Regions from separate parts of the Mus musculus genome. Here all the other regions are linked to region 4. Evidence: chromatin loops called from intact Hi-C (ENCODE). Cell type or tissue: heart. All regions are shown on one strand. Each heading gives the region's core, and the rest is flanking DNA. Links, peaks and the distances in the headings are about the cores only. Region 1 overlaps Osmr (oncostatin M receptor). Region 2 holds the start of Gm41263 (a long non-coding RNA gene). Region 3 has its middle 36 kb from the start of Osmr. Region 4 overlaps Egflam (EGF-like, fibronectin type III and laminin G domains). Region 5 has its middle 10 kb from the start of Osmr.

Region 1 (6,125 bases), core at 505-5,504, 390 kb before region 4:
AGGTCTTTCAAGGGAAAATTTTTCCTCCTTACGTTTTGTTTGCTTGCTTGCTTGCTTTTTTTCATGCCAAATATTTAGATCAATTGCAGGACCCACTATCAACAGATCATCCACACTATGAACCAATGTTGAAGTAAGGGCCTGATGGAGTAGTTTATCATGTATTGTTGGGTTGTTCTTTTTGTTTGGGGGGCAAAGTCTTTCAATGTATCCCTGGTTAGCTTGGAACTCACTATGTTCATCAGGCAAGTCTCCAACTTGTAGTAATCCTCCTGCCTCTGCCTCTCCAGTTACAGGTGTGCACCAGCATGTTTGGTTTGAAATAAGGCATGTTTTTGTTTGTATTTTGGTTATGTAGCTAAAGACAGCTTTAAACTTGTGATCTCCTAAGTAAACCGTTTGAATGGTAGGATTACAAGTGTGTGCCACCCAAGCTGAAAAAAAAAAAAAAAAAAAAGCCCACTCTGCCATCTCTCTGCTAAGACACATTGACGATTTTTAAAACAGGAAATGAACAAATGTTCTTACATGAATCACTTCTCCATATTGGAGTTTAACCTGACACAAAAGTGTGTAGTTGTTTCCATGGGAGTGAACCTTCCAAGTCATGTTGGCTTTTGTAGCACCTATAATTTTAAGGGTGACGTCCTGCGGAGCCTTTGGATGAACTGTCAATAAAAGAACAAGAAACAAAAAAAAAAAAAAAGAACTCAAGCAGATCCAAACACAGAGCTTAGTAAATAGGCAATTCATTTCACCACTTATTCATTCACCAGTGCTTTTTGCTTATGTTTAGAAAAATGCAGACAATACTGGGCTTGCTGACCATATGTACTGTGTCAAGTATATAATCTCTTTCATTCACTAATTGCCCTTATATATTAATACTAAGTACATTAATCACTGAAATAAAACACAAAATGTAACTACACACAGGCACTTAAAATTAAATACCATCAGTCAGGTTGTGGAGGAGAGTCAAACTTTAAAGAAGGCTGCCAATAGAGAAAGGTTATAATGCAACCAAAGTCTAACTAAAATAATATTCACAATATCAAGGAATACCTCCAAGCAACCCAGTATACAAAACATTTGATAATAATCTTACCAATTTTCAAGGGAAAAGATCATTAACAAACACCTGCCTCCAAATGACCCACGTGCTAGAACTGCCCCAGGAGAGTTTAAAATAAGTCCATGAGCGAAAGCCACACAGGTGAAATGAATAGAAGGACAGTAGTTCTCAGCGAAGAAACTGAAGCTAATAAAAGGGAAAAAGAACGTGGGGAGGCTAACGTAGAGGTGGGTTACATAAGGCAAGGGATGGTGAGGCTTGGCTGAGATGGGGCAGGGACATTCAGACACTAAGGATGTTTGAAAACCCATAGAGAAAACAAGTATTTTAGAAGCATCGCATGTATAACTTTTCATTTAAAAGAGTTATCCTACACCGGGGACTATGCTCATCCCAGGTACGGTACATTGGCAAATAAAGGAACCCAGCACATTCCCTTAAATTGTTGATCAGAGGCATTCCAGAGACTCTTAAAATAGTGCAAGTTATTCCCAGTGCTCTTGGCTGCCCCCTCGAACTTGACGGTAAGACCTTACTGCTGAAGCTACAGCACACATTAGTCACAGGACATGGAGAAATCAAGTCAATAGTGACCAGAAGGTTTCCTGCCACTGGGTATCTTTCTGGAAGAAGTTATACAGACTGCTGTGGGAGGGTAGGAAGGCCGTCAACAATGTCACCAACTGTGAACCCAGTGAACTGTAATAATGACCAGTGTGGTAAGATGCTTTTAGATGCAATAGCGGTATGAATGCTGTAGGGGTAACCAGCACCTTTATGCTGGGATTAATGGCCCATCACAGAGTAGGAAACACATGCATGGTACCATAAGTCTGGCCAAGACAGGTGAGATGAACATAGCATCAAACTACACTCTAAATGTCTACCTCTCTGTGCAAAGAATGGTGTGCGGAACAAAAGGTAAACTAAATAATAATGGCAGAAAGGAGGAGAAAAAAAAAAAAGAACCGGTTTAACATTTTAGAACAGGAAAGTACAGTGTGGGAAATGAGACCCTGGCTAGGAGTCAGCTGGGAAATGTGGAGAATGGCTATGGGCCATCACATGGGAAACTCCTGCCTAGGAAATGGAGAACAGGACATGGCCTTGTTTATATGGAACTTAACATAGATTTTTAAAAGATGTTTCAAACACCCTTGTCACCTTGTGATATCCAAGTTGACCATTCACAGAGCTCTTCTAAGCATGAAAACAAACAGCAGACTTCTTATATCATGCCAAATGCCAGAACCATATGAGCTGAAAGCCAAAAGAATACCCCAGAGAGAAAAATGATAGGTTGGCCTGATTAACCCAGAAATGAGGAGGAGGTAGGGAATGACTAAGTGTCTCTCTAAGCAGCCTCTGTCATTTTGGTTCTCTACATCAGGGTGATGGACAGCATCCCTGCCTTTAAATGGAGCCTCCTGTAACAGGATGCCTTGCAAGCCATTCAGCAAGACATGGTCCAACCCTCACATTCTCACCCTCAGAACCTTTAGACTCTGCTAGCCTAATGCAGTCTTCGCTGTTCAGAACCTCCAAGTGTGCTTGAGTACAGAGTATGATAGCAGAAAACTGCCACCAGGTTTATATAAGTCTCAGAATTGGAGCATGGGCATTGACCTCCACCTCCTGTCCCAGCCCTTTCTTCCTTGCTTCATTCCAGGGTTTCACTATATTACAAAGGATAGGGTAAAACTCATGCTCATCTATCTCAGCTTCCCAAGTGCTTGGGCCTTGCTAACACTGGGAGTTCCTTGCTTGCTGATAAGTACCATTCTCAGACCAGGCTTCAGATAACCAAAGCTTTACATGCGCCGCCATGGCAGGAACCACCAGTTCTTACTTGGTTAAATACAAATTCTGCGAGTGAAATGGAGCAGGGTTAACAGAGCTTAGTTATTCAGTGAAATTGTGCATTTAAGATGGGGACCATTTACCCCTTGAACAGATGTCTCACTTATCAGAAGGGTCAAATTACCCATCCATGATGTTTAAACTCTTCCCGATATTTAATTGTGGAGAATTAAAAACCTATTGGCAAGGTTTACTGACAGCCTTGTCAAACCAAAACCAAATGAGTGTTGTGGCTGTCATCTGACCAGTAGATGGCAACCTTTTGACTAAAATTGAGCATGGATAGTCCAATCTGCTCTTATGCCAAACTACATACTGTGATGACAGTCACAATGTCTGTCCCTGTCATTCCCCCACCCCCACCCCCTACATACGGGATAGCGGTGGGAAGTGGGGCTAAGGCTTGAACCAAGCCTGGTGGGGTGTTTGTTATAGAGAAGAGTAATTAGTCACACCCTCACCATGGGAAAACTAACAACCAGTAGAGGAATGAACGAATAAATAACATGACCCAGCACATCATAAAGGAGAAAATGGTTGTGTTTCCAGTATAGGGAGAGATATTTAAACTTGTAACCATCAAGAAATACCATCTTAGGCTCAATTAAAAAATAAACAGCGATTCTACAACCTTCGGGAGACTAAGTAAGCTCACAGAGTGAGCATGTAACTGGGAAAACTACTTCAGAACACATTTGAGAGGTAAGCACTCAGGAATACTATGTCTTTGCCAATTCCATTTTAGGCACATACTGAGAAAATATGGACATGTCTACAGGCACATGTAAAATCCTAAATTAATTAAAACTCTACCCCAAGCAAAACATGATACAACTTGAAAGCCACTGAAAGAGATGAATGAACAAATAGTGTATGTTCACAGGAAGTGCTACATAGTAGTACAAAGAAGAGATTACAGCAATGTTTCCAGGGTAAACACATCATGCCAATATTATATAATATTATATAAAAAGTAATTCCTAGATTGCTATAGACGCCTTGTTATACAATAGGGCCCAAACTTCCCAGATCCTTAAAAGAACAGGGAATGAGAATACACATCCATATTCCTACATACAACTGAAAGCAATAGACAGTCTAGGTAGAAGAGTAGAGAGAGAGGTTCTGGGAGAGGCCATGCAATAAGTATATGCCTCGATACTAGTTTTCAAGTTTGTTAGCGAGCTCACTGATACTTGAGGTCTGATCAATGTTGGTACTCTGTCTGGACTCTACCCCTACAGTTACCTGGCAACAACCAGGTATGCTCCTCCCCACAGTTACCTGGCAAGATCCAGGTAGACCTGGCCCACTATAAAAGGGGCTGCTTGCCCCCTCCTCACTCTCTTACTCTCTTGTTCTCTTATTCTCTTGCCTCCTGCTCCCTTGCTCCCTCTCTCCCCATTCCCTTCCTCCCTTCTCTCCACATGGTCATGGTCAGCCTCTACTTCTCTACTCTCTCCTTCTCTCTGCCATTCTCTGCCTATACTACTCTCTTAACTCTCCTCCCCAAGCCCAAAATAAACTCTGTTTTATACTATACCATCCTGTAGCCGGCCCTCGGGGCATGGGGAAGGATGCCTTGGTATGGGCCCACCAAGACATCTCCTTCCCCCACACCTCACCACAACCATAGAACATATTCTTATATCTTTATCTTTTTACTATCACAACAATCAAAACAAGTGCTTTGGAACGCACACATCCATGAGGGTAAGGGTGAACAAATAGAAGAACAAAGATTAGCTTCACTCGGGTTGTAAACTAGGCCAGTATCTGCAGCAAATTTACTGGGTCGAATTGTATATAATGGCATACTAGTGTCCATCATGGGCTGCGACATTGCTGTCTCACCTCTATGGGTCAGGTTAAAATTAATGTTGACACTTCTTTTCCTTAGTTGGTTTTCAGCTGTGAGAGTAAAGTTATACATTTCCTGTGAGCCTTCAGTGATTTGCCAGGTATAGGAGTTCCTGTAGTTAGAAACCTCACATCTCTTAGAGAACCTTAAAAAGTGGAGGGAAAAAAACAAGACAGGAAAGACAGGATTTAAACACTTCCATCAAAGCAGATGTATCCTAATTCCTTGGGACATTAAAACCATAAATCCATTGATCTGTCACCAATGGATACCAATTATGAAAATGTTTCACTAAATTTCTATATATGAAATTTCCCTGTGGGTGCTATTAACATCAATTGATCTAGTTGAATATTCTTAAAAATTTATAAAAATTGGAGAATGTTAGTTATATCAGCAGATAAGACTATTTTAATATAAAGATACTCAATCTATTACTCTTATGTAATTGTACGTGTTCTTTCAGAGCACATCAGGTAGAAGATTCTATACCCTTGTAAAACACAAAAAAAAGTTTTCTGGTGATCCCAGAAGGTAGTTCTAAAATATCAGCACACATTTTCGGAAATGTCTAGATAGAGCTCTACTTCTGTTCCGCATGTCTTTTTAATATGAGTAGAGTTGGAGTTTTTTTTAAAGACACACTAGTATAGGCTTAACTATAATGGGTAGGAGGAAAGGACGTACCCAGAAGAAAGGAAGACACATCCAAGAGTATGTGTGTCTTCTCTAAGGGTGTGTGCTTCTCTAAGAGAGAATCACTTGTCACATGACCATTAAACAAGGAAGACCCTGTAGATGATGTAACCAGAGCCAACTCACGATTCACATAAAGTGTAGTTTTGGAATCTTTGTTTACGCCAAGTCAAAGTCGTATCTACCCCAGGTTCCCATGAACAGTCCAAAGTCTTAAAGTCTCGGGTTTCACAGGAAACATTCTTAGGTTCCTCGAGCACTTCTGTCCATACAAAGGAAAAGATGAAAGATCTAATTAACCTCTTTGATTGAATGACAAGTCAAAGGGAAGTTCTGCCTGGGGTCTAAAATCACAGTCCCCAAACAATGAAGGGACCAAAAGATGGAAGTCAGCAGATCAATAGCCCCAGAAAGGCTCTTCAGGTACTTCCCCGTGTTAGATTCTCCCCATCCTGCGATATCTTAGGGATAAATAGCCTATAATGTGCATGAGGTTGGCACTGTGTCCATCTGAGAGAGGGTTGGTGTCCCATATTGATTCTGTGATGTCCATTAAAGCCCAGGTATGTCAGCCAGACTATGAACTGATTCACTTTTACAGTAGGGAGCAGAGAGTTCTGGGAATGGCAAAGC
Region 2 (6,125 bases), core at 592-5,591, 220 kb after region 4:
CAGAACCAGCACCCTCGAATTTTGCCACCACTCCTTTCTGCCGCAATGGCCCACATCCTTTCAAAGACTGTGACTCCAAATACTCTCTTTACCTTCTAGTGGCTCCTGTTGGGTATTTTTTTTTTATAACAACAGATAAGTAACTCATGCCTTCTGTGGCAGTTTGAACATGCTTGGCCCAGGGAGTGGCACAACTGCTCAACTCTAACACAAAAGCAGCTATAAACAAAACTGAAACAACTGAGTATGGCTGTGGCCATTACAGCTTTCCATATAGAAACATACAGTGGTGTGGGTTTGACCAGAGAGCTGGCACCTATTCAACAACAAGTTTTGGAGAAAGACTGATGAATGGATAGTCTGAGAAGAATTCTGCAAAGAAGAATCTGGTCCTGTGTGACTCCACGTCCTCTGTAAAAGCCTGCTTTATAGGGTTATGTTGAGGACTAATCAGGTTGCCCTGGGAGCCCAGCCCATAGCAAACCCTGCATCCCCTCCACAGGGGTTATCCGTCTTCCCTAAGGACCAGCCACTGGCCCTATTCTCCTAGGACGGATTTTCTAATCCAGTGAGTCAGACAATGAAAGAAATGGATATCAGAGAGTGATAAGCACTGTAAAGGAAAATAAAGCAGGGTGAGGGTAAAGGGGGAGGGGCTGGAGGAGCAAGGGAGCCATGCTGATAAATGCAGAGCAGAGCAAAGTCTCAGAGATGTGGCCAGCAGAAGGACTGGTGGGAGATAAAACAGAGAATCTGGGCACGTGGGAAAGGCAGCTTAGGGGTCATGGAGGGAAGCCTTCATCTACTTCTGTATGAGAAGAAAAACTGTTGAATTTCAATGAGTTTGTACTCATGTATTGTACGTGTGCTTATGCATGTATCACTCACTGTGCCTGTGGGGGGTCAAAGGACAATTTGTGGGTGCCTGTCCTCTCCTTCCACCTGTTCTGGGGATGGACTCAGAATGCCTGGTTTGGTGGCAAATACAGCTACCAGACTGAGCTCCAGAATACCATCACCAATTAGAGCTGTTAGGATTACTCTGAGCTGTCAGTGTATTCCCTGTGTGTGTCTCTGTCCCTCTGTCTCTCTGTCTCTGTTTCTCTCTGTCTCTGTCTCTCTCTCTCTTCTTTATTTTTCTTTCTTCCTTCTCCCTAACACCCCCCCCCAATTGCCCATGATCCTCCTTTTCTCCTCCACGCCTTCTTTTAGCAGACATTTGACTCTGTTGGAGGCGCCCAAACCCCAGGTTACTCTCCAGCTCCGAGGGAAGGTTAGCCAGAGCAGCTCAGCTTTCCAGTAAGACTTAACCTAATTCCCCAGACAGAAAAGGGCTTAGTGAGAACAAGATGAGCATCAAAGCAGAGATCATCAGGAATATTTTCTCGTTATTTAATAAACAAATGCCGAGACGTTTTAAGACAAACACCAGCTGCCCCGCACTGCTGTGAATGTTGCAGAGAACACAGGGATGTGGGACTGCTTCGTCTTGTGCTATCTGGAGCCTGAGTTTATGAGGGGCTGTGTGTTTATCTCGGGATTGGGAATATAACCAACTCCTGATTACCTTACCAGGGCTAATGGATAGTCATAAATATTCCAAGCAGCTGAAAAAAAATCGAAGAATAATTTTTGCAGACACATTTTTAAGGTAAGTTATTGTCCCGATTAAACAAATATTATGTATGTGGGTGACAGTGGTTGTATGAGTTCACAAATCATATAGAATTGTATGAATGAGAGATGGGACGAAAAAAGCGTTTGAGAGAAGAATGTGGGAAGTGGTGGGGAGAGGAGGAATGTGCAGAAGCGCCTGCCAAGCATGCGTAGTGTGGGCCAGCAATAGTCAGAGCCCCTGGGTAAAGTACAGATTAAGTCAGCTCTTAGTCCCAAATGCTAGAGGGCTGAAATTCTACTCTGCTCAGAAGGAAATCACTCAGATTCCTCTAAAAACTGTCACTGACAGGGTTGATGCTGTACAACAAGACTAGAAGGCTTACCGAACTTGCTCTAAGAAAGCTTGTCTGGTTAGTAACCCCCCAGGCTGCTCTCCTACAGCCGGGAAGCCACTATCCATGCTTTGCTTCTATGAGTGTGGCTGTATGTGGAAGTATTTTTAACAATTTGCCAGCGGTGGCTCTTTTGTGCTTCTCAAATTCTAATATGAAACCAATCACCTGGGAGAAGGATGCAAATGCAGATTACGGCCCAGTGGGTCAACAGCAGGCCCTGACTTTCTGCATTTCTTAAGGGCTCCAATAATTTTTCACCTAGCAGTAAGCTCAGAAGTATCGATTTAAAAACCGGAATGGCAGACTTTATACTAAAATTTTAATTTTTAAAGGACGGTCTTGTGTAGCCTCGGCTTAGCCCAATTTTCTCCGTAGCTGGGGATGACCTTGAACGTCTGAGGATGACCTGGAACGTCTGAGGATGACCTGGAACGTCGTCTGGTCCTCACAGGTGCAGAGATGACAGGTGCGCAACAACAGACCTACTCCATCTTGCAGTGCTAGGAATCGAACACAGGGCTTCCTCCTCTCCTTATGCAAGCGGTCTATCACCTGAGCCACGTCCTCCAGATCTATGCTTCTTGACTAACTGTGAGCATGAGTGTATTTACGGCCTGGAAGTCTCTGAAATTCATAAGAACAGAAGAGTTGAGTTTAAGTGTTCTGGGTAAATTCACCTGATTTTGGGGGGAAAAATCAGTTCGATTAGAGGTCCTAGTACCTGGAACTCAAGTGGATGCTGATCTTTTTTAAAAGTAGATCTTCTAGCTTGGACCCCCTGATTTGGGAGAATGGAAGGTCTGTTTAGCACAATATTTAAGCTGTGTCAGGGTTGGAGCCTGGAGCTTGTTAGAGCTTGTTAGCTTTGATCGCCATCTGGTGGCAAAAGACAATAGAACTGTTTCTTTAAATAAAAAGAAAAAAAGAACAAAAAAATTGTGTGTGTGTGTGGGGGGGGGGTGCATACATATAAGTGGGTGGGTGTTTGTGTCTATGTGTGCCTTTACAGACACCGGGACAAGACACTGGGTGTCTTCTATTGTTCCCTGCCTTCCTGCTTTAAGAGAGGGTCCCACTGACCTGGAAGCTTACCATTCAGTTAGTCTGGCTGACCAGCCACCTCTCTGGATCATCCTATCTCTATCCCACTATGATGGAGTTGTTGTGTGCATGTGGGCATTCTCGGATCTTTACGTGGTTGCTGGGTATTAGAATTCAGCTCCTCCAATGTTCATGCTTGCAGAGCAATTACTCTGGCCTACTGAGCCTCTCTCTCTCTCTCTCTCTCTCTCTCTCTCTGTATGTCTTTTTTCCCAATGAAAAAACAAAGTATAGCTCTCACTTATGCTTGATGATACTGTGTTATTCTAAGTAAGAATTATTAATGCTAAAGGTATTCCTTCATATAATGTGTAGGTTGGGATTTAAGATAAACTTGGCTACCACTTTCTTTCTTTCCTAACTGTGTGTTGCCCAAAAACTCTGACTTAACTCACTACTATCCATCATCACTGTTGGTGTTGCTAGTGGCACTGAATATTGAGAATCCAGGATTTTGCACAGGCTAGGAAGCACTCTAACCTGGGCTACATCTTCAGCCCTTAGTTTCTGAGTTAGTTTCAGAGTTAGGGTCTTGTTACGTAGACCAGGCTATTTCAGACCTTGCTGTATAGCCTAGGATCATCTCAAATTCATTTCAACCCTTCCTAAATTGCAGCTGTTTACCACTATACTACCACACCTGGCTTGTGTCTTCTCTTCTTTGTCATGCGACCATGGGTAGATTGCTTAATCTTGGAAGACCACGAATTCTAAGTATGTAAGAAAATCATTAGCTACTTCAGTAGGTTGTTGTGAAATGGTGGGTGCCATGTGTATTAGTATTCTTTAGACAAATAAAACCCATAGAAAATTTGAATCAGCTTATGCAAGCTGATCAAAATAGTCCCAACTTACTACCTCACACTATAGAAGCTGAGAACCCACTAGTCTCATAGCTGATGAGGTGGGGTTTCTCGGCAGTCCCAGGCTGGTACCACAGGCCTGGAGGATTCCCAGAGACCTGCTGGTTCTTGGTCCACATCAGATGTGGGTTCTAATATCAGCAAAGGAATCAAAGCAGCAGTTGGTAAATTAACTCAGCAGCTCGAGGGAATGCCACAGCAGCAAAGGAGGAATGGTCTTCTTTTGGGAGGTGCCACCAATCATTTGGGGTGGCATGTCCCACATCCATAAAGCACTGAAGACATTTCCTAACTGATACTCCCATAGGCCAACCTGATAAAGACAATTCCTCAACTGGGAGCTCAACAGCAAGAGAGGGAAATGTGGCAGCAATGTTCTTAGTTATACTGTGAAAATAAGAACTCTAAGAAGCACCCATGACATGTTGTTAGTTTCAAGCTAAAAATAACAAAGATGAGGCCCAGAGGGGAAAGTTGCCCAGTAACAAATCCAAGGTCTGATCTAGACAACAAGTTTTATAACTTGGCTGTGAATTTTTCAAATGATAACTGTCTTCACTCTACTTATTAACCCAATAAACCAAAGGAAAAAAACCATTACTAGTCAGTTTTCACTACATCAGATGCAGTAACAAGCATCCCTGGGCTCTCAGGATTGTTTGTTGTTCCCATTACTTTGCCTTTGTAGGTTTTCTGAGCTGTGGATACTCCCATCAGCCATTGGCACTGCTGCAGGAAGTGCTGGATGCTGGTGGGTGGAGTAGTGAAAAAAAGTGAGCAGTTTTGACTTTGATTGCTTCTTTGTTGTCTAGGAAGCTGAGGTAAAGAGAAGATGCTGGAAATGTGAGAGACAAGCTAGCAAAGTGGCCTCTGCATCAGCTCCTGCCTCCAAGTCCCTGCCACATCTGAGTTCCCGTCCTCACTTCCTCTGGTGATGAAATGTGATATGGAAACGTAAGTGAAGAAACCCTTCACTCCCCCAAGTCACTTCGTTCACGGTGTTTCACACCATGTTAGAGCAATAGCAACTCTAAGATCATCGGACTCCAGGAGTCTCTCCTACATATGCAAAGATTCTTTTTAAAAGAATCACAGATTAGAACGAAAACCTGTTTTCTTCAGTAGAGCTTCAGCCCAGCTTGCATTAACCAAAACTGACCCAAAATTCTGTGGCCAAAATAAATGACTCTGCACTGAATTTGCGGCTGTTAGCCTGTAGAAATCAATTATTACACAGGAGTATCCTTTCAAAATTTATAATGCTTGTTTCTTTTCATTTAATTTTTCCCTAAGATGGAGCACTGTAAGATATGTGGATAACCGATGAGTCCTGTCAACAACTCCATACCCAAGCTTGCACAAGCACATCTCCATTTCCAACCTAAACCAATCTGGGTGATGAGGACAGAAGACTTTGAATATGGGTACAGTCTAAGTCCGTGAGGGAAAGAGGAGGAAGGCATTCATTTTTATCAAGAGTCTAGGCTTATCTTTTTCTGTCACATAGGAAAGCAAGATGAGATGAAAAGAAGCAGAAAACAGAGAGAGCACGAACAGGGAAAGGAGGGGGAGGAGAGAAAGGAGACAGGGAAGCTGGTGGTAAGAAGGAGCAGTGGAGGGGGGGGGGGGGAGTTGGAAAATGAGTCCCTGTCATCAAGGGAAGGACAGAGTCCCATTAGGAAATCCAGGAGGCTGTAATGCGGAGACTGGTGTTTCTCCATCCAGGGAACTCATAGTCTCCTCTCCATCTCTACCCCCTCACTCTCTTTCCCTCTCTCCCTCCCTGCCCCCTCCACCTCTCCTCCTCCTCCTCATCTCTCTCCAGATCCCTCCACCTGTTTCAAGAAACAAACATCTGCTATTGCGTAATGGCTAACTGTTACGGATTGTTTTTATACCTTACACTGCAGATTCTGGGCGTCTAGGCTCCACACAATTCATTCCACTGTAGTTCTTGCCTTTTAGAACATTATGCTGGATCTTGGTAAGTTACAGTGTGGGAGCTCTTAGTGGCTTTCTCACTACCAAGGTTAGTGTGGTTACTGAGATAAAAGGGAATGAGGTTGGGAAAAGGGAAAGGTTAGGAGAGAGCACAGTCACCAGAGACAGGGCCTGACAAAGGGTCTGTGTGGCTAAGACCAAGTAAACA
Region 3 (6,125 bases), core at 673-5,672, 320 kb before region 4:
TAGGGCACAGTATACGGGAGGTTGTGGAGGGGAGAAAGCCTTTCTCGGGAGTCTTAGGACTCTTTAGTTGCCATGTATTTGTACGTCTGCTTCTGTACTCTGTAGTCTTTGGCAAGAGCCCGTTGGAATATTTTCTATGACATACCATACCGTCCTAAGTGTGGTAGCAGCTAGAAAGATTTTAATCTCCGGAAGAAAAGTTTTCCCATATTCTTCTTTAAAGTGTCTATTCTTGGTCCTCCGATATTTTATTCGACTGTTGGGATTAACTTATGAGTTTCCTCCAAAGCTAATGGGAACTCTGGAATTTTACTGAATACATGAAGTCATGTGTCTCCAGGCATACACACTCACAGAATCGATGAGTTGTAGAGCATTGCATTTCACAAGGTCTTTTTGGCTCTTCACCAGCTCCAATCTGTCACAGTCTCACAACGCCATGGAAGGAGATGCTGTGCTCAAGCAGCCATGAAAGTCTTTGTTTATAGAAAGCTGCGATAAAGTGAATCTATCTTGGGTTCTGATATTGCTTTTACCAGAGTAGATTAATATAAACCTGCAACTAGACGTAGAAGGAGCCACTACGTATTATAGCAGCAAAAGCAAACCACCAGCAGCAGCAGCAAGAGTCTCCTTGCATTTAGTACAGTGTATCTTTGTCTTCTATTGGGGATTGAAAGATTTGTTTCTCAGAACAAGGAGTGCCAAACCAATTGATGTAAGAATGATAAGTATGTGGGATAACATGGATGCTAGTGAAGTTGAACAGTAACATGCTTGGGGACCTGAGTCCTATCTTCAGAAACATGGTTTTAAAAGGACTGGGCCTTGTGGCATGTGCTTGTGTTTGTGGCGTTGGAGAGGAGACATGCAGATGCTAGGAGCTCACTGGCCAGCCTAGCCTAGTTGATGAGTTCCACGTTGGTAAAAGATCTTCTCTCAGTCAATCAGTTAATAGCATACCTAAGGTGGATCTCTGGCTGTGTGTGTGCCACACACACACACACACACACACACACACACACACACACACACACACCATGGGTTTTACGTAGACTAGCCTGCTCTTAAAATCAATCTTAATTTGTCTTGAAGTTAACTTAGGTACAGCTAAAATTGTCATGGCAACTTACGGTTCTATTACACAGATGAAAGTCATCATTTTTCACAGCCACTATCTTGGCCATGGAAGCTCAAGGAAGCGTTGCACTTGGGATTCAGTTCTGTTTTACATGTTGATGTGTACAGATGTCATCTGAAGATAAAGTGGGCTTTCCGCGCTACTGTTTCCAATGTTGATGTCTTTCTCACAAAATCCTTCAGACATTTGCTATAGGAGAAAGGAATCAACTCCTAAAGTTGCATTAGAATTATATTTTTGTGAGGCATTGATTTGAAAACCATGGGACCACAGTCAATGGCAGTGACCAGAGGCAGGCTTGCATATGCACGGAGTGAAGGTTGTGTTTTCATTTGACTGCACAGTCAATTTGATGGGCCGATAATAGCTGGCTCTTGATCATGTTAGCATGATCAGGAAAAAAAATCACTTTTCAAATTGGGTGTTAATTCAAAGTTGCATAACTCTTTGTAGCTGCTAGTATGCACGGAATGAAAGGATCTCTGCTCTCAAGCTGGACAAAAGAAAAATAGCTCATTCCTGTGGGACCGTTCCAGGAAGTTCACAGACTCAAACCAGGGGTGGGGTGGGGCTTTGAAAATGATTACAATTGAATAACTTCGCTTGTCATTACCAGCCAGTCTGCTATCCCTGATTGACAGCTGGTCAGCTATTCCTGATTGACAGTTGATCTGTCAGTTATCTCGAATTATCAGTTGATTAGTCAGCTATTCCTGATTATCAACTGATCAGTCAGCTAGCTATCTCTGATTGTCAGTCAGCTTCATGAGCTAAGCATCAGAAACAGTAGGTTTCAAACACCTTCGTCTTTTAGCCACTGTGGCAAATACCTGGGGGGGGGGGGGGGCAACATGAGGGAGGAGGGTTATAGCATCGTGACAGAAGGGCGTGGTGGAACAGAATTGTTCACGGCATGGCAGTCAGGCTGAAGAAGGGCGACGTTTCCTCATTTTTGCCCATCGGGGCTCACCGCCTACATACAGCGTTAGCGATGCACGTGTTCAGCGTTAGTCAATCCTGTCTGAAAAGCCCTTCACAGAAGTGCTTTACTAATCTGCTTGGCACTTCACCCTAATCAAGAGAGCGATCAAGGTTAACAATTCCTATGAGTCCCGTAGGGCCCCTTGCATGAAGACATCACCTAGAATTCAACCCGACCTGAGAAAGAAAAGGAAAAGAGAAAAAAAGAAAAGAAAGGAAGGGAAGGGGAAAGATAAGGGACGTTCTGCCTTGTCATTGATTTCACGGGTGCATCACAAGGTGGAGTCGAGTTCTGCACTGTCTTGGAGGTGACCAAAAATGAGAGTCAAGTTTGGAGAAACAAATGCTTGTTCTCCTAAGTTTGGATTAGAATGGCCTTTGGGCAAAATTCCCTCATTAGCGTCGAATAAATGTTTTTCCATCATGAGCAAAAAAGATTTTATACAAATTCCATTTCCCAGAACTCCGTGAAAGAAATGGAAACTCCCTTTTCTGATGTTACAAAACAACTTCCCCCCACTAAACCTGCTTTCTCCTTATCCCCCAAGTTCACTCTGCGTCTGCTAGGTGGCGCTGCAGGCTAATGCATGGGTCCCTTAGCGCCTCGCGGGCGGCTGTGTGGGAGGCTAGGCAGGAGGGAAGGAAGCAGCTGCCACTGTTTCCGTCCAGTTAGGATATCAGCACAGTGGAAGGGAGGAGACCTGCTCTTGCCAAGACTTGGCTTCTGTCAACTTAGGAATCGCTCATCATCTTCTGGATGGATCACAGCTGGCGCTGAAGGGGCTGAATGGGCTTCGTATTTCTTTAGGGAGATTCTGGGGCGCCCAAGCTTGTTGAGAAAGGCTGTGGGTTTCTTTGTCCGAATTTCCAAAAGGTGTTCTGTAACTTTGGAAGAAAGACTCAAGAATGAAAGGAAAACATCACAATTCAAAGGTTTGGGGGAAACCAAGCTGTGCCCTGCTTTAACTGGTTCCACACAGTGTAAAACAGTGGCTTTCAGACTATAATTTGGCCTGAATGCTTGTATTTTTATAAGGAGTATTCTGCACCATTTTGAGAGCACTTGTGCCTGCCTCTCCTTGTGCACGTAGGTACCACAACTTGTCCACTACTGCCTGCAAAGGACAGACTGCTAAGTCATAAAACTTAGTTTTTAAAGGGAAAGGAGATATCAGTTACAGATTTAACATAGTAGATTGGCACGCAAGGGCACATAAGTACATTCAAACCACATCAGAAAACTTGGGCCCAAGAACTTATCAAACACAACCAGACAATGGAAGCATGCAACACCCTCACCGGGATCCCACAAGCAGGACACCTAACTGTGGTCTCCTACTTCCCACTCAACCCTGTAGCCCAGGCTCAGACCTGCAGCAGCTCTTCTTTGACTCGGGGTTCTTTGACATTTTTTTCTAACAACCAGCAGTGGCTTTCTTTGTATCTGCCTCACCTTTCTGTCTCCACTAGGGCTTCTTGGAACTGCAACCCTACCCCCACCCTCAACCCCCCTGCTTTGGCCTTTTTGACCCTTTTGTTGCCATTCTGTTATCTGCATATATACAGAGAGATAAAATGACTAAATGCTGTGTAACATGTGACCCAAGAGTTAATGTTAGCGATTAAGATGGGAGTAAAATATTTCATGTTTGTCATTGGGCAGCTATCAAAGGCCATCAGGACTATTAGGCTAACTGCAGCTGACAAAAACAATACAACCTGTGAATTTATGGTTATTTAATAAACTATGACATTGTAAAAAGATACAAACATGTCTGTCTGCGTTTCTGACTTAGTGTTCTCAAAGCTGTACTGATGCTCAATCTTATAAACCAGGTCCCTGGTGGAGGGCAGAGATTCCCACTTCAGTCTTTTCCTAAGCAACAGATGCTTCCTGCTGCAGCAGGACCTGGGACAGCCTTTCTCACCCTCTGCTGCTTTCAGAGTAAGCTAGGGTTGACTTCTGGAAAAGCACAGAGGTAGAGTTCCCGGGAGCCCTGTGTGGTCTGGAGGACCCTAGAGTATCTAGTGACTTAACAGAACTCCTTTCCCATCTTGATGAGGTCTAGAGCTCTGAGACTACTGACCTTAACAAATTAAAGACTCCTTTAAATGTATATAATACAAAATATTGCATATATAAGCATATACATATATATAAACATACACATGTACATCATACACACACACACGCGCGCGCGCACACACACACACACACACACACACACACACATATACATGAAGGTTTTAACTGGAGAAGCAATATGGAGGTGGTCAGGAAAAACCCTGGGAGAACCAGGGCCTTGGTGGGGCTGGGTAGGCAGGATGTTAACCCAAGGAGAGACCACAAAGACAGATTTGCTGCCTGGGTAGCAGTGTGCCCCAAAGTGCTTGTGTGCAGTCTGTGCCTGTGTCCAGGTTTGGGTTCTGGCTCTTTCTCGCCTCTTTCACTCTCCCAGTCACGCCTGGGGGAAACGGTGAGGTCTGTGGGTTGGATTTGAAAACTCAGGACTGAGGAGGAGCCTTAGGCAGAGGGAATATCGGCATCCATTCCAGAAAGAAGACTTCCTTAAGATACAAAGGTTCCCACCCAGAGGCAGAATACACACTCCTACCCACTGTAGAGAAAAGAAGACATGCCAGGAGACACCGAGGAGGAAGGAGACACTACACAGCAATGTACCAAGGGTCAGAGCAGGGAGGAGGACAAAGGTTAGGGAAAGAGTTCCAACAGGAGCTTGTGAATGAGAGTGTGTGAGTGAGCACACACACACACACACACACACACACACACACGCACACGCACACGCACACGCACACACACACACACACACACAGAGAGAGAGAGAGAGAGAGAGAGAGAGAGAGATTGAGATTTGTAGACACAAGAAAGTAAAGAGAAATACTAAAGTCCAAAAGTAGAGGCCAGGAAAGTAGCCATCCAAATGGACATGTGTGGGTTTCTGAGCCGCTCTTCTGACACTGCCCTAAAGATATGTGTCCTGCTAGGCATTGCTACATGTCATCTCCATCCTGCAATCTATCTGTTTCAACCTCAGGGACCTGCAGCCCTTCCTACATTTATCTCTGCCACAGCAACGATAACTTCTTTTGGCAGTAAACATCAGTAACCTTAAGTGCCATGAGTCATATTTTCAATTTTTTAATTAAATTATGGTCTGGCTGCAGTTTGATTTATTTCAGCCCAAATTAATTTAGAGTTGAGTCCACATAAATTTACATGGTATATTTAATACAGTGTGTGATTGTTCGGATTGTAAAGCCTGGTAGATTGATAGTCTCCTAGCAGGCAGAGCGGTAGTAATTGCAATTAAGGGAGAGGTTTACCTTACTCCTGAAACTATAGTCATAGAGGAGATCTGCTCTGTTCCTAGGAAAGACAGGGGGAGAGCCTACAAGTGCCCCATGTTCCCTAAGTCTCCTCGTTAAAAGTTGTAGCAATATGCTAAAGCTGCACTAAAACTAGCAGTGATGTGTTTCTTTCCCAGAATGTTAGAGATCGTAAATTTATACAGTAAGCATCTAGGGGGAAAAAAACCCATCTAACTCACGAAAATCTACTAAATCCTATTTTAAACAGCGAGAGAGTGAGTCATGCTGAGATGGCGTTCCTAGAATTCTGATAAAAGAAAAAAAAAGTCACATTAATTAATGTTCCTGAGAAAGGGTCACGGCTTACAGGAAATGAATTGGAAGGCGACAGGAAGAAGGGTGGGATACTGAGTGCTTTGGATAAAGGCAAGTGACAGCAGCCATCAGAAAGATCTGATTTGATGGGAAACGCAGGGATGCAGGGTAGGGCAAGAGAGGCAGGGGGCTGAGAAGAGGATAGAAGGGGATGATGGTGGAGACACTGGCTGGAGGCTTGGAGCGCGCAGTGGGAGGAGCCTAGTCAGGAAGCAGAGCCTGGGGAAGAGCTGCAATGCCCTTTCTCCTGGTTGCCTGTTAGCCAGGTGATTTGTGGCATGGAATTTTCTAGAAC
Region 4 (6,125 bases), core at 732-5,731:
CGTCAGGAAAGCTAGCTGTGGAATGTGCTATTTGACAGCTTGTCAGCCCCTTCCTCTTGGCTGTGCATGTGATTGGCCCGGCTCACGGCAGCCTGGCCCAGTGGCCTGGCAGGGGTTTCGCCCCTCTCCCCTTTCTCCAGAGCCTGGCGGCCACTGTCACCAGCCTTGGCGTTCTGCAGAGAAGGCTTTGCAATGTGCTGAAACTTGAACTGTCCCCAGCGCTTCTTGGAAGCTGGAGAGGAGCTGGAGCCATGTGGAGAGCAGCTGGGGATAACCCCAGAGTTTTGCCAAAGGAGGCAGAGAAAGTCATCCCCAAACAGGGCCCAGCGGGGCTCTTTATTTGGGGGATCATCTCCTGAAGACCCCGGCTCTGATATGAGTGACTGAGAAGTGCAACGGACAAGCTTCGGGCAACATGAAATCCTCCTGGGTGAGATTTGATGAAGCCCTCACTCCAGGCTCACGCGGAAGCACAGGCAGGGTAGGCCTGGCTATTCCCATTTCAGAACAAGGTAATCGAGATCCCCCCAGCTAGAACGCAGACAGGCCATGAACCAGACCTCATTTTGGTTTCTGCCCACCTCCTACTCTCCAGTATTTTAGAAACGAATTTCCTTCCTCCCCATTTCCCATCCCTTGGTCCTCCTGAGAAATCAGCCTTTCATAGACATCAAAAGAGCAGGCGTGTGTAGTGTCACACGTTAGGGTGTGTGGAGGGGGATTTCTGCTAGAGAAATAATCACACAACCCCCCTGCTTTCCTCTTTGGAAAAATACAGAAATAACAGCTTAAAGAAGCCAAGGCAGAGTAGATCTCACACTGAAGAAATAGTATGTAAAATGAGGGAATAACTGGCTTATGAGACAATTATAACTCCAAGAACACACGTTGTTGATACAAAGAAGAAGTTGTCTAAGGACTCCACACCCAGGGAGGGAAACCTATCACTTGATTGTGAGCAGTGGGAGAGTTTCAATTTGACTTTTAAACATACAAAGAGAATGAGAGAGAAAGGTTAGTGGGTAGACAGCCATGGGCCAGGAAAGCAGAGACACTGTGGACTGGGAAAGCAAAGGAGAAGCAAGGACCAGAGGGATGCGCTCCCAGGACTCAGAGCAACACTGTTGGGGTGGGAGTGGGGGGGTGGAGGAAGAGGAAGGGGTGGAGAGGAAAAAGAGGAGGGGGCGGGAGCTCTTGGTTGAGGGGCCAGCCCCTTATTTCAGGAACTGTGGGCTGATAAGGAAGCAAGTGGAAGATGCCCAAGCTGACTGGCATAGGAGACTGACCTCGGCTAAACATAACCAAGAAGGCCCCAGTGGGCCCTCTCACTCCAGAGTGAGAGGTACAGCCAGGACCCATCGCTGCTGTTGTTGGCCCTGTCTGTGGGACTGTCGCCAACAGACATCATTCTCTTTTGGACTTCTTGAAATGATCACGCTGCGTTTGTCACAAGTCTGCTCTGCAAACAGACGTCCCCCCCCCCTCCCCAGGAGGCATCTGTCTACACGAGTGGATTCTAGTCTAGCTGCCTGCCTGCTAACACCCTACCTCAGTACTTGCCAGCTTGGGTACCCATGCTGGGAGGCAGATCCGTGGTACCTTGGTTGGTGTGTCTGATTCCCACTCCCGCTTACCCCATTTCCCTTCTGCCTGCAGTTGGCTGCACTGGGCTCAGGGCCTGGCCAAAGCTGGAGGCTCTGGCAGGAGCTCGAGCGGTTCAATCTTCCAGGCCTTACTGTACTTACTATTGAGGCAGTGGTTCCCACACTCTGCCAGGTGCCAGCATGAAAGAGAAAAGGAGAGTCAGCACTCACAGACATGGTACTTTAGAGAGGAGATCGTTGGGAGCCAGGTTTTCCTGCTTCATGAAGCCTTGTGAAGATCCACCACAGAATGGAGGACAGGCTGTGGCAAGAAGCCCTGGCCATTTCTTCAGGGAATAATTGATGTTGTTCACCCTTAAGTTTATTGCACTTGAGGGTGGCAGAGAACTAGAGACTTATCCTTACTCCCGAGACACTACTTCCAGCTCTCCTTTCTACTACATCTTGAAAAATGGCTTGCTACCTGCTGGCTATTGAGTGTTCTTCAGGCTGCATGCAATCAAGCAACAATATACCAACCAGCCACACCTTCTCTCTTGGATTTTGAAAAACCAAGCTTTTTTGTAATTAACTAAGGGTAAGGCAGTCTTCAGAAACCACACCATTAAGTACCACGACAATGCCCTCAAGTTAGTCAATGCATGAAGGCACACAGGCAAAAGAGCTGTTCCATTAAAAAAAACACCAGTTCCAGAAGAGACTACTGAGCTCATTTCCCAACCTGCATGGTTTAGGTTTTATTGTAAACATGTTTACACTTTAACCTAACCTTCAGACCAAGCCTTTCCTGTGTTCATTCTTTCGCTGCCATGGCCTGACTCATGTATTAATGAAAATGCCTCGCCATTCACTCGCATCTGTACACGACAGCATGTGATGTTGGGTGGTGCAAAAACTGCCAATGAAGAGTGCAAGTCCCATACACCCCGACCCAAGAGAACCTGTCATGTGAGAGAGAGATTTGATGTTTTTGATAAAGAGTTGGAAGGTCGGGTCTCTCAACACACTCAGAGAAGACCATGAGGGTTCTAGGGACTCACAGTCTCAACGCCCACGAGGCTGGTATGCAGCACTGCTTCTGGGTACACCTCAGGGCCAGGGAACGACCAGGTTCATCGGATGGTTAGCTCTCAGGGCAGATGTACCTTTCAAGGGCAGTTTACTTGGTTCATAATTCTTTAGTGTAATGGCTGAGCACATCCAATACCTAAATCTAAACTGAATCTTTTTAAGTGCTGACATCTGGAAAATTCCACACTTGAGATCATGGTGAGGGATCAGTCAAAAGGTGGGCACACTAAAAATGCTGCAGAAAATTGCTTCCAGGTTCTGTAGAAATAGTATATATTGGAAACACAAATAAACCTCATACTTAGATTTGGGTCCCATCCTCAGGGTATCTCTTTATGTATATGTAAATATCCCAAACTTTAAAAAAGTCAAGTCATTTTGGATAAGGTCTATATAACCTGACTTCGCAGGTTTTACACACACACACACACACACACACACACACACACACACACACAATCTTTGTCCATCCAACTAGCCCTGCAACTAAAGACCAATGTAACACAAACATACCCATTTTTCCAGTGTTTAATGATGTACCATTCTAAGAAAACAAATCCCCAGCAGTATGCATGACTTACATATTTTAGTAACGTTTTTATGAATAGTCTTTTTAAACTGGGTTTATATCTACTGAAGCTATTTTCCTATACAATGAAACAAAAAGTATTTTGTAATCACCCAAATCAGCTACAGCAATATACAAATCTGCTAAGTTCAGCACAAAGCATCCCAAGTGCTGAATGAGTGTTAGATCAGGACTGCTCGGGGAAGAAGGACCTTTGAAGACCCAGCCTTGCTCAGGAATGTTATGCCCTAGGCTCAGGCTTCGGGTTGCGGCAAACAGTCCACCTGCCATGGAGAAATGTCTCCATCTAGTGGCCAGCCTGACTCTGCAACACCTGTGTCCCAGCTGTTCTTCAGAAGGGCGGCCATCACAGCTAACAAGCTGTTTTCTTGGGTGACTTGTTTGCTTATGAGGATGGGTGAACCCCAGGAAAAACAGCTGTACCTTGTGCTCACCCACGAAGCACTCCAAATACAGCAAAGGCTTTTAGAATTCTTGTGGAAGAGTGAGCTGTATGAACTGAAGTTCTCCATAAAACGATAACAACAAAAAAACCAAATGTACCCCCCAAAAAAACCAAAACAAAACAACAACAAAAAAAAACTTTGCCCATGTAAAAGATTGTACAAGGCTGACCGACATGTCAGAACTTCTGAATGTGGAGAGCTGAAATGTTGTAAAGCCAGAATCTTGGCTTGGCCTATCTTTATTAATTGTCACCCGTTGTCCCCCTCTGTACCTGACCTAAAGTTTTAGTGACTCGCACATGAAACCTTGTGAGGCATTAACAGAACATTAGGTTCCACCAAGCAAGAAGCCAAAAATATCATCGGAGAGCGTCTGAAAACTATAACATGAATATTCCTGCTTTCCTGTAACCCACCTAGCTGATACTCCCACCAATACATTTTAATAATGCTTTGATTTATCTTTTTCCCCTATAACTATAAGTAACTCAAGAAACTATTAGTACACTGGAACAGGGTATTTTGGGCAACCTGAACCTGTGCTTCTGGGTAATGTCACTCTTAGCTCCAGAATAAACTATTAAACTATACATAATATTACATATAGCAATAATGACTATATGTAAATATATAATTTCTCATTCCTTTGAGGTGAGAACTGTATATTGCAATAACAGCTTTAATTGTTTAATTCATATTTATCCACATTTATTTGACCGCAGACCCCAGCTCCGGTCTCGTGCACACACATGTGTTTGTAAGTGTGGAGGAGGCTGTGAAGGGAGAATGCCATGCACAAATCAGTCATTAAGAGACCTTGAAACCCTTTCCAGACTCATTGAAAGGCTCAGCTCTATGCTCTTGGCAACTTATTTAGACACAGGCTGATGGCGGGGCTGAGAGCCTAGGTGGGTGAGAAAGTGTGATGAGAGGGAGAAGGGAGGAAGGAGAGGTCCCATGATGGAAATGGTGTGGAGGTTAGCCTCTGACATCCTTCTTGAGATGAGGTGGGGCTGTAGTAGTATATTGCAAGAGGCACTGCCGTTTGGTGAGGAAAGATTTCTAAAACCGGGAGTATTCACATCAGAGGCAAGAAGACCAGGGAAGCCTAGACTTATGGTTTTGTGGACTCCTGAAGCAATGGAAGTGATGGGTGGAGCTGAGGGCTCCTAGCTCCCCCTAGCTTCGTGGAGTCTGAGGTTGATGTTTCAAGACTTGATTCTGTGCAGCTGCAAATGCTATGGAGAAATTGTAGGGTGTGCGTGTGTGTATGTGTGTTTGCATGAATGGGCACGTGCACGAATGTGCATGCATGTATGTGTGCGTTCTATCAAATGGTAAGGAGAAGTGTCAGATGTCCTCACTAAAGCCCTGAGGCATCAGAGTAATGATGGAGAAAAATCACCTTCCTCCTGATGGAAGTGTTCTTGGAGTGGCTTCAGTGAGGTTTGGTTCTGGGTCTTGACTCAGTAGTCTGCCCCTTTGCTTAAAACAACAACAACAACAACAAAAACAACAACAACACAGAGGACCTACATGTAATGCTTGCCTCACTTGGGAAGCTGAGGCAAGAGGAGTGTCACTAATTCAAGGTCACCGTGGACTACAGAGTGAATACCAGAACAGCCACAGCTACACAGGAAGACTAGGTTGTACTGGCTAGTTTTGTGTCAACTTGACACAGCTGGAGTTATCACAGAGAAAGGAGCTTCAGTTGAGGAAATGCCTCCATGAGATCCAGCTGTAAGGCATTTTCTCAATTAGTGATCAAGGGGGAAAGGCCCCTTGTGGGTGGGACCATCTCTGGGCTGGTAGTCTTGGTTTTATAAGAGAGCAGGCTGAGCAAGCCAGGGGAAGCAAGCCAGTAAAGAACATCCCTCCATGGCCTCTGCATCAGCTCCTGCTTCCTGACCTGCTTGAGTTCCAGTCCTGACTTCCTTTGGTGATGAACAGCAGTATGGAAGTGTAAGCCAAATAAACCCTTTCCTCCCAAACTTGCTTCTTGGTCATGATGTTTGTGCAGGAATAGAAACCCTGACTAAGACACTAGGTCAAAGGAAAAATATCATAGGCAAGAACACACACACACACACACACACACACACACACACACACACACAAAATCCTGGCAAAACAAAACAAAAAGCCAAAACTAGTTAAATCTTCTGTGTCGCATGTTCAGAGCATATTGCTGCTTTGAAGCATAGTTTTATGATGAAGTAGGAGAAGCTCCAGCTGCTAAATGTAGAAGAACCCCTTTGTTGAATGAGGCAGGATTCCCTGGCAACCGCAGAGGGCTTCCGAAGCATTCTTGCTCTTTCTACCTTTGAATCTGCCCAGCTTATAGTGTCTCAGTGTTTTCCCGCTCTAAGGAATATGGTCACTGTCGATTTCCCTTGCCTTTCCCCCCAACCC
Region 5 (6,125 bases), core at 656-5,655, 340 kb before region 4:
TCCATGAAGTAGATTCACATCTGGCCTCAGTCAGCAGCACACAGACATCTGCCTCTACCTCAGGCTGAAGTCCGTCGGATGCCACTCAGGCGTAGCCTAAGGAACTAGTTGCTTCGATATTTGTAGTCATGTGATCCCGAACAGGAAGCCATCAGAGTCGGTAGGTGAGAGGAGTGGAGGCAGCCTGACTAAGACATCTGAAGGCTTGGGACAGTCATTGTCATTCATATTGGCTGGAGCGCAGACACACGGCTCCAAGTGAGCCAGGGAGTCTAGGAAAACACGGAGCTTTGCTAATAACTAGCAATATATTTTTAGTCATACAACATAATTTGGTTATAGAATTATGGTTCTGAAGTGTAGTTAACGACAGGAAAATATCAAGTTCGATTGAAAAGAGCAGGAAATAGACTCCCGTCATTCTAAATCTGGGAAAAAATAGTGTTTTACCCACATATGCATGTTTACTAATAAGAACTGAAAGAATGTAAAACATATAACTTATGCTACTTCAGGGAGTAAGGTTATATGCCTGTTTGTGTAATTTATACTAGCAAAGAAATTGCTAAATTATTCTTTTCTTCTGTGAGCGAGTGAGTGTGTGTGTGCATGTGTGTATGTGTGTGTGTGTGTATGTGTGTGTGTGACTGTATGTATGTGTCTGTGTGTGTATGAGTGTATGTGTGTGAGTTGTGTGAGTATGTGTGTGAGTATGTGAGTTGTGTGTGTGTATGTGTGTGTGAGTTGTGTGTGTGTGGTGACATGTGTGGAAGCAAGAGGACAAGTTGTAGATGTCTGTCTCTGCTTTCACCGTGTGGGTCATGGGACTGAATTTAGGTTATCAAGGTCGTGTGCCTTCCTTCACTTGCTGAATCATTTTGCTGACTTACATTTTCTGATTGTTTTGTTTTCAGGATTCACTGGCTAGCACAAAACAAACTCGATTCTTGTGGACTTTTTGCTTCGTTTCCTTTGGTTTGTTTGCTTGCTTGCTTTTTTATAACTGAAGAGGAAATCGTCAGAGGTCTTGGTAGGGGAGCTGACATTTAAACCCTTGTAAGTAGGAAGTAGGAATTTAGCTAGCTGAGGAATTTCTAGGCATGTGTTCAGTCAGCAGAGGGCAGCGCTCAGCTCCTGGGCGCCTCTTTTTCCAAACATCACTGAGCCAACTTGTACGCTAGCTGTGCTAAGAATCACAAATTACATTCATTCCTCCTGAAGTTGAAGCCAAAGCCTATGTAGGACACCATCAGCAACAAGGCTCTCTGGATTGTGCAGGTTTTTCTGAACAAAGTAAATAAGCAAGCAGGTCAGGCCTTACGGAGCTTCAGCCTCAGTTCTATGAAAGGGGACACACAGCATAGGACCACTGCTTTAGCAAGCATACAGCCATGCCATTGTTTGTTTGTTTCATTTTTAACTTTTTATTGATTCTTTGTGAGTTCCACATTGTGCACCCTCAGTCCCATTCACTTTCCCTCCCCCTCGTGTCCATCCTCAGCCCTTGCAACCCCTCCCCCAAACCCACAAAAACACACATAAACGAAGCAAAGCATAGAAAACATCTTGTGGTGGAAGCTGTAGTATGTTACAGCGTGTCCCACAGTGTACTACTTAGTCTAACATCTTGTGGTGGAAGCTGTAGTATGTTACAGTGTGTCCCACAGTGTACTACTTAGTCTAACATCTTCACTGTGAATGTTCACTGCAGTGAGTCATTGGTCTGGTTTGAAGTCCGGATTCTATGTCACTGTCAGTACTGGATCCTCACCAGGACTCCTTTTGTATATCCTGTTGTTGCCCCGTGTCAAGTAGATTCTGCAGCTTTGGATCTATAGGCCCCGCCCCTTGATGTGCTCCAGCTGTTTGTAGATGGGGTAGATGTTAGGGTTTGGGGTAGGCCAGCTCAAGGCCCTGGATCTGGGCCTGGGTGGTAGCTGAGCTGGGCAGCCTGACAGCTCTTCTGCACCCACACCACAGGGCAAGCTCTCCAGCACTGCTAGGGCTAGGACACCTGATGCTGCCACTGGCAGAAGGCAAGGTCGGCTCTCCAGCTCCCATGCCCTCGGACCTCCAGCTCCAGCTCCATTGTGCTGCCCGGTAGCAGGAGAGGAAGTGCTGCAGCCTGAGAGGAGCTGAGCCAGCAGTCTGTCAGCTCTCGTGCCCTTGAGCATGCTCACCCAACACTGCTCTACCAGGGCCAACTCTACTGTGCTGCCCAGATGAGATGCAGGGCCAGCTCTCCTGCCTTTGATTGCAAGAGAGCTGAGGACCGGGCTAAAGGGTTCGGAGATTCCAATAGGGAAGTGCTTTCCAGAAACCACACTTATTTGTAAATCAAGATTGCTGAGTAAAGAAATCATTATTCAAAGTTTCTATACAGGACAAAGAAATTTATGACAGATTCTCAATAGGCAAAATACAGTCAGCTGGTTAAAAACAGGAAAATTTGCTAGAAATGGATGTATAATCTACTATATTGGAACAATTTATAAAGATGACCATGTCTGATGTGGATGGGATCCTGTGTTGACAGCTAATACTCAAATGCATCAAGTAGAAAGATAAATCAGCCAGTCTTTAATCAACTGAAATTTATAATGGAGAAGTTGCTACTCTCAGAAACTCCTTTGCTCCCAAGGCAACTCTCTGCAAAGATACTGCGGGCGGGCGGGCGGGCAGGATGCTGACTTTCTGCTGTGCACCTGTGCCCTTGACTTGATACCAGCTTTGGAACTCATCTCAGAGCAATGAGAACTGGGAATGGGAAAGAAGAGGAGAAAGGCGCCCCCTAGTGGCTGCCTCTTAGAAAGTGGGCTATGGAAGGAATTTGCTTTAAGCATTATTATAGAGAGCAATGAGGCTTAGTCTCCTATCACAAGCCTCCCAGGCAGAGCCTCTGACTAGATTTTGTCCCCTATAAAGCATTCCTTGAAGAATATACTTCAATTTCATTTCACTTAACTGGGAATGGAGTACACGGTATTGACGTATGTTGAAAAGTAAAGTTCAGAACCATCAAGACAGGAATAGGGAGTTGAGCAATGGAACTGTGCCCTGCAGAAGACAGACCAGACTCCACTCCTAACACAGCACGGAGACATAGGACTTCATAGCTAAGATGGAGAATAGGGCCAGCGGATGGGAAACTGCTGAGGGAACTATCACAGAGTTCTGCTTAGACTGACCGTGTGCATGATGAAGACAAGCCTGGGTGACCAGTGTTACCTGGCATGGTAGAGGGTATCTGATAAGGGTATTTATTTATTGCGTGGAGTCAAGGACTCTGGCAAAATCCTCACAGATGAGGTAATATGCGAACTTTCTCCCGTCTGAAGAACATGGGACACATTCAAAATTAACTGTTTAGTCTCTTTCTTTCTTTCTTTTTTTCTTGAGGGGTGGGTTTAAGACAGGGTTTCCCCGTGTAGCCTGGGCTGTACCAGAATTCACTTTGTAGACCAGGCTGACCTTAACTTGGAGATCTGTCTGCCTTTGCCTCCCAAGTGCTAGGATTGAAGGCATGTGTCACTGTACCTTGCCAAAATTAACTTTTTAAATGATCTTAAGTTATAAAAGATTGAGCAAACAGGGAGGATCACGTGGGTTAGAGAGAACTGGGGTCCCCAGAGGAGTGTCTGTCTGTGAAGTGTACGCTGTGTGCCGGGATGACTATTGAACAAACCAGTGGCAAATACTGGGCCCTCAACTCCAAGCTACCTCCATTCCTGTTAGCGCTCATGAGTGCAGGGCTCAGCAGAAAGACAGGGCCTTCATGGTCCATGCATACTGTTTTCTCAGATGTACCGCTGCAGAGACACACTGTGTACTAACTGGGAGCCTTGGTAGAGTACGCTCAACCACATAGTATGAGTCCCTTCTCACGTACCTACCTAGCAAGGAGGATGGATGCAGGCAGAGGTCCAGCCCTTGCTCCACTGGCAGCCTTGAGCCTGGGCCGTTCTGGAAGCACCGACTTGGTGTAACAGGCACAAGGGTACTAGTGATGGTTAATTTCAGATGTCAGCTTGAGATCCAGAATCACCTAGGAGATGAGTGTCTGCGCATGCCTGGGGGAGGGGCTGTCCTGATTGAGTGAGTTGATGTGAGAAGGACTCTCACTGAGAGTGGCACCAGGCAGGAGAAACTGGGTGGGGCATAAGCATCCAGCCCTTTCTGCTTTTAAATTGTGGATGCACTGTGACGTGGCCTCAATCTCCTGCCATACGACTCCATGATGGATCATGTCCTCTAACTTTTTTTTTTCTTACATTGGACATTTTACCACAACATCAAGACAGGGAGCCATTAGAGCACCTTAAGTGCTGGTGGCCTGTGTGTGCAGTGCGCCATCCCTTAATGGAGGTAGGCACCCTGGGATTTACTGTGAAACTAATGACAAACATTTTCCCACAGTCCTGGGAAAGTCCCGAGGCGTGTCTCACATGCTTATAGTTGGTCCTAAAATCGAGATTTTAGGGTAATTAAGCTAATGTAAATGTTCCATTTAAGATTGTTGTGATAGCGGCTTGTAGGGGCAAGTGCAATTATTATTACCACTTTGTGATGGAGACACAGAACAATTTGAAGCAGCAAAGCTTGGATCTTATAAACTCCCTCACTCCAATGGCAGATCATTGAGAACGGGCATATTATTTCTTATTTCTTTTTTTTTTTAATTCACTCTTTGTGAATTTCACACCACATATCCCATTCCCACTCATTTGCCAACCCCTCCTTCCACATCTGCCCTCCATCCCGTTAACCTTTCCAAGGAAAAAACCTAAAAATTAAATTTAAATAATTTTTTAAAAACCCTTGTCATAGAAGCTGTGGTGTGTCACAGAGTGTCACGTAGTTCAGCCTTTTACCCAAACAACTTGAGTTGCAAATGTTGATTGCAGTGAGTTGCTGGTCTGGTTTGAAGCCTCTGGCTCCTGTTACCCCATCAATACTCGATCCTCACCGGGACTCCTCTCGGATATCCTGCTGTTGCTCAGAGTCATGGAGATCCTGCAGCTTTGGTTCGGGAGGACCAGCCCCTTCATGAGCTCCATCAGCTCCAAGGTAGGGTAGATGTTTTGGTGGGCTAGGGCTGCTCAGGCCCACTCCACTCAGGCCGAGCCAGTTCTCCTTTGTCCAATGTACTGCTGGTAATGACCGATGATGGGCGCGGCAGCTGACTAATGAGGGGTGGGGCCTCAGTGCAGCCCAAGAACATCCACATGGTCTTTGATGGTAACATGGACCACGGACGTTATCACAGACCCCTGCTGCTGCCATGAATGGAGACATGGCCTTCAGTGCGCCACAGACCCAGACCTCAGCATGTCCTCAGGCGGCAGCACAAGCCGCTCACATCAAGCTGTTCCTTACCAACGTCCACTCTCCAGTTCTGCCTCTCTTCATAGTGGACAGACCGTTCTCTTTCTCTTCCATCTCTCCACCACATACTTGCCCATCATCATATTGGTGCCCGCCTGCCTGCTTGTGCCGTGAGACAGCAGCTGACGTTTCTAATGGACAAAGATCTCAGGAACATTGCCAGACACTGTGTTGTCCTGGTCCAGAGTCTCCAAATGTCTAGAGACACCAATAATAATTGCTTTTAGATATGACTCTAGCCAGAGGAAACTGTAACAGGCAGAGGACAAATTGTGGAGGCCATACTAGGAGGACACTATGGTCCCTGAGAAGCCAGCCTGGGCAGTGTGGAAGCACTAACAGTCAGCAGGGTGTTTTATGACCTTTATATTCTTCAAGGCTTTGCAAGAGAAAGCTTTTCTGCCATGCCCTCAAGTTCGATATACGGAGGACTGTGAGTTAAACTAACTGAAGGATAGATCGACAGAAGAAAAAGCATGGGCGCTGGGCAGTGGTGGCGCATGCCTTTAATCCCAGCACTTGGGAGGCAGAGGTAGGCAAATTTCTGAGTTCGAGGTCAGCCTGGTCTACAAAGTGAGTTCCAGGACAGCCAGGGCTATGCAGAGAAACCCTGTCTCTAAAAACAAACAAACAAACAAACAAACGAATGAACGAACAAACAAACAGCATGGGAATTTTAGATTAATACAGACAATATAGTGTATAATGGAATATAATACGAAGGAGTTGTTAGAAAAGAA

The links. Hi-C counts contacts between places; a loop is a spot of excess contacts. Peaks named below come from ENCODE experiments on the same cell type or tissue, not always from the same donor. Only the 100,000 strongest peaks of a DNase experiment are listed, where the experiment ranks them.
Region 1: it touches region 4 in a loop (8-fold over the local background); 10 of 42 quality-filtered maps call a loop at or near these places.
Region 2: it touches region 4 in a loop (5-fold over the local background); 9 of 42 quality-filtered maps call a loop at or near these places.
Region 3: a loop joins it to region 4, with 11 times the contacts of the local background. A loop is called at or near these places in 41 of 42 quality-filtered maps.
Region 5: a loop joins it to region 4, with 7 times the contacts of the local background. A loop is called at or near these places in 7 of 42 quality-filtered maps.

The regions. Positions count from the first base shown.
Region 1 is chr15:6,837,164-6,843,288 of GRCm38, forward strand. It overlaps Osmr (oncostatin M receptor), which reads right to left. Exons shown (of 18, transcript NM_011019.3): 6 at 5,619-5,754; 7 at 4,790-4,941; 8 at 529-668. Among named protein-coding and RNA genes, the nearest start is that of Osmr, 34 kb to the right of the region's middle. In heart, for the core only: a CTCF peak has its summit at 3,176 (motif pointing right); no DNase peak of the experiment used is centred there.
Region 2 is chr15:7,441,063-7,447,187 of GRCm38, forward strand. Gm41263 (a long non-coding RNA gene) reads left to right here and starts at 1,239. Exons shown (of 4, transcript XR_875019.1): 1 at 1,239-1,651; 2 at 2,388-2,478; 3 at 4,789-4,930; 4 at 5,270-5,789. It overlaps Gm41262 (a long non-coding RNA gene), which reads right to left. Exons shown (of 3, transcript XR_001781710.1): 3 at 2,350-2,636. In heart, for the core only: a CTCF peak has its summit at 2,883 (motif pointing left); no DNase peak of the experiment used is centred there.
Region 3 is chr15:6,907,131-6,913,255 of GRCm38, forward strand. No RefSeq gene overlaps it. Among named protein-coding and RNA genes, the nearest start is that of Osmr, 36 kb to the left of the region's middle. In heart, for the core only: no CTCF peak of the experiment used is centred there; a DNase peak (open chromatin) is centred at 2,811; H3K4me3 peaks cover 404 bases; H3K27ac peaks cover 535 bases; H3K27me3 peaks cover 220 bases.
Region 4 is chr15:7,222,900-7,229,024 of GRCm38, forward strand. The region is part of intron 17 of Egflam (EGF-like, fibronectin type III and laminin G domains); the gene reads right to left. Among named protein-coding and RNA genes, the nearest start is that of Lifr, 96 kb to the left of the region's middle. In heart, for the core only: no CTCF peak of the experiment used is centred there; DNase peaks (open chromatin) are centred at 1,472 and 3,552; H3K4me3 peaks cover 688 bases; H3K27ac peaks cover 1,274 bases.
Region 5 is chr15:6,881,245-6,887,369 of GRCm38, forward strand. No RefSeq gene overlaps it. Among named protein-coding and RNA genes, the nearest start is that of Osmr, 10 kb to the left of the region's middle. In heart, for the core only: CTCF peaks have their summits at 1,108 (motif pointing right) and 2,800 (motif pointing left); no DNase peak of the experiment used is centred there; H3K27ac peaks cover 263 bases.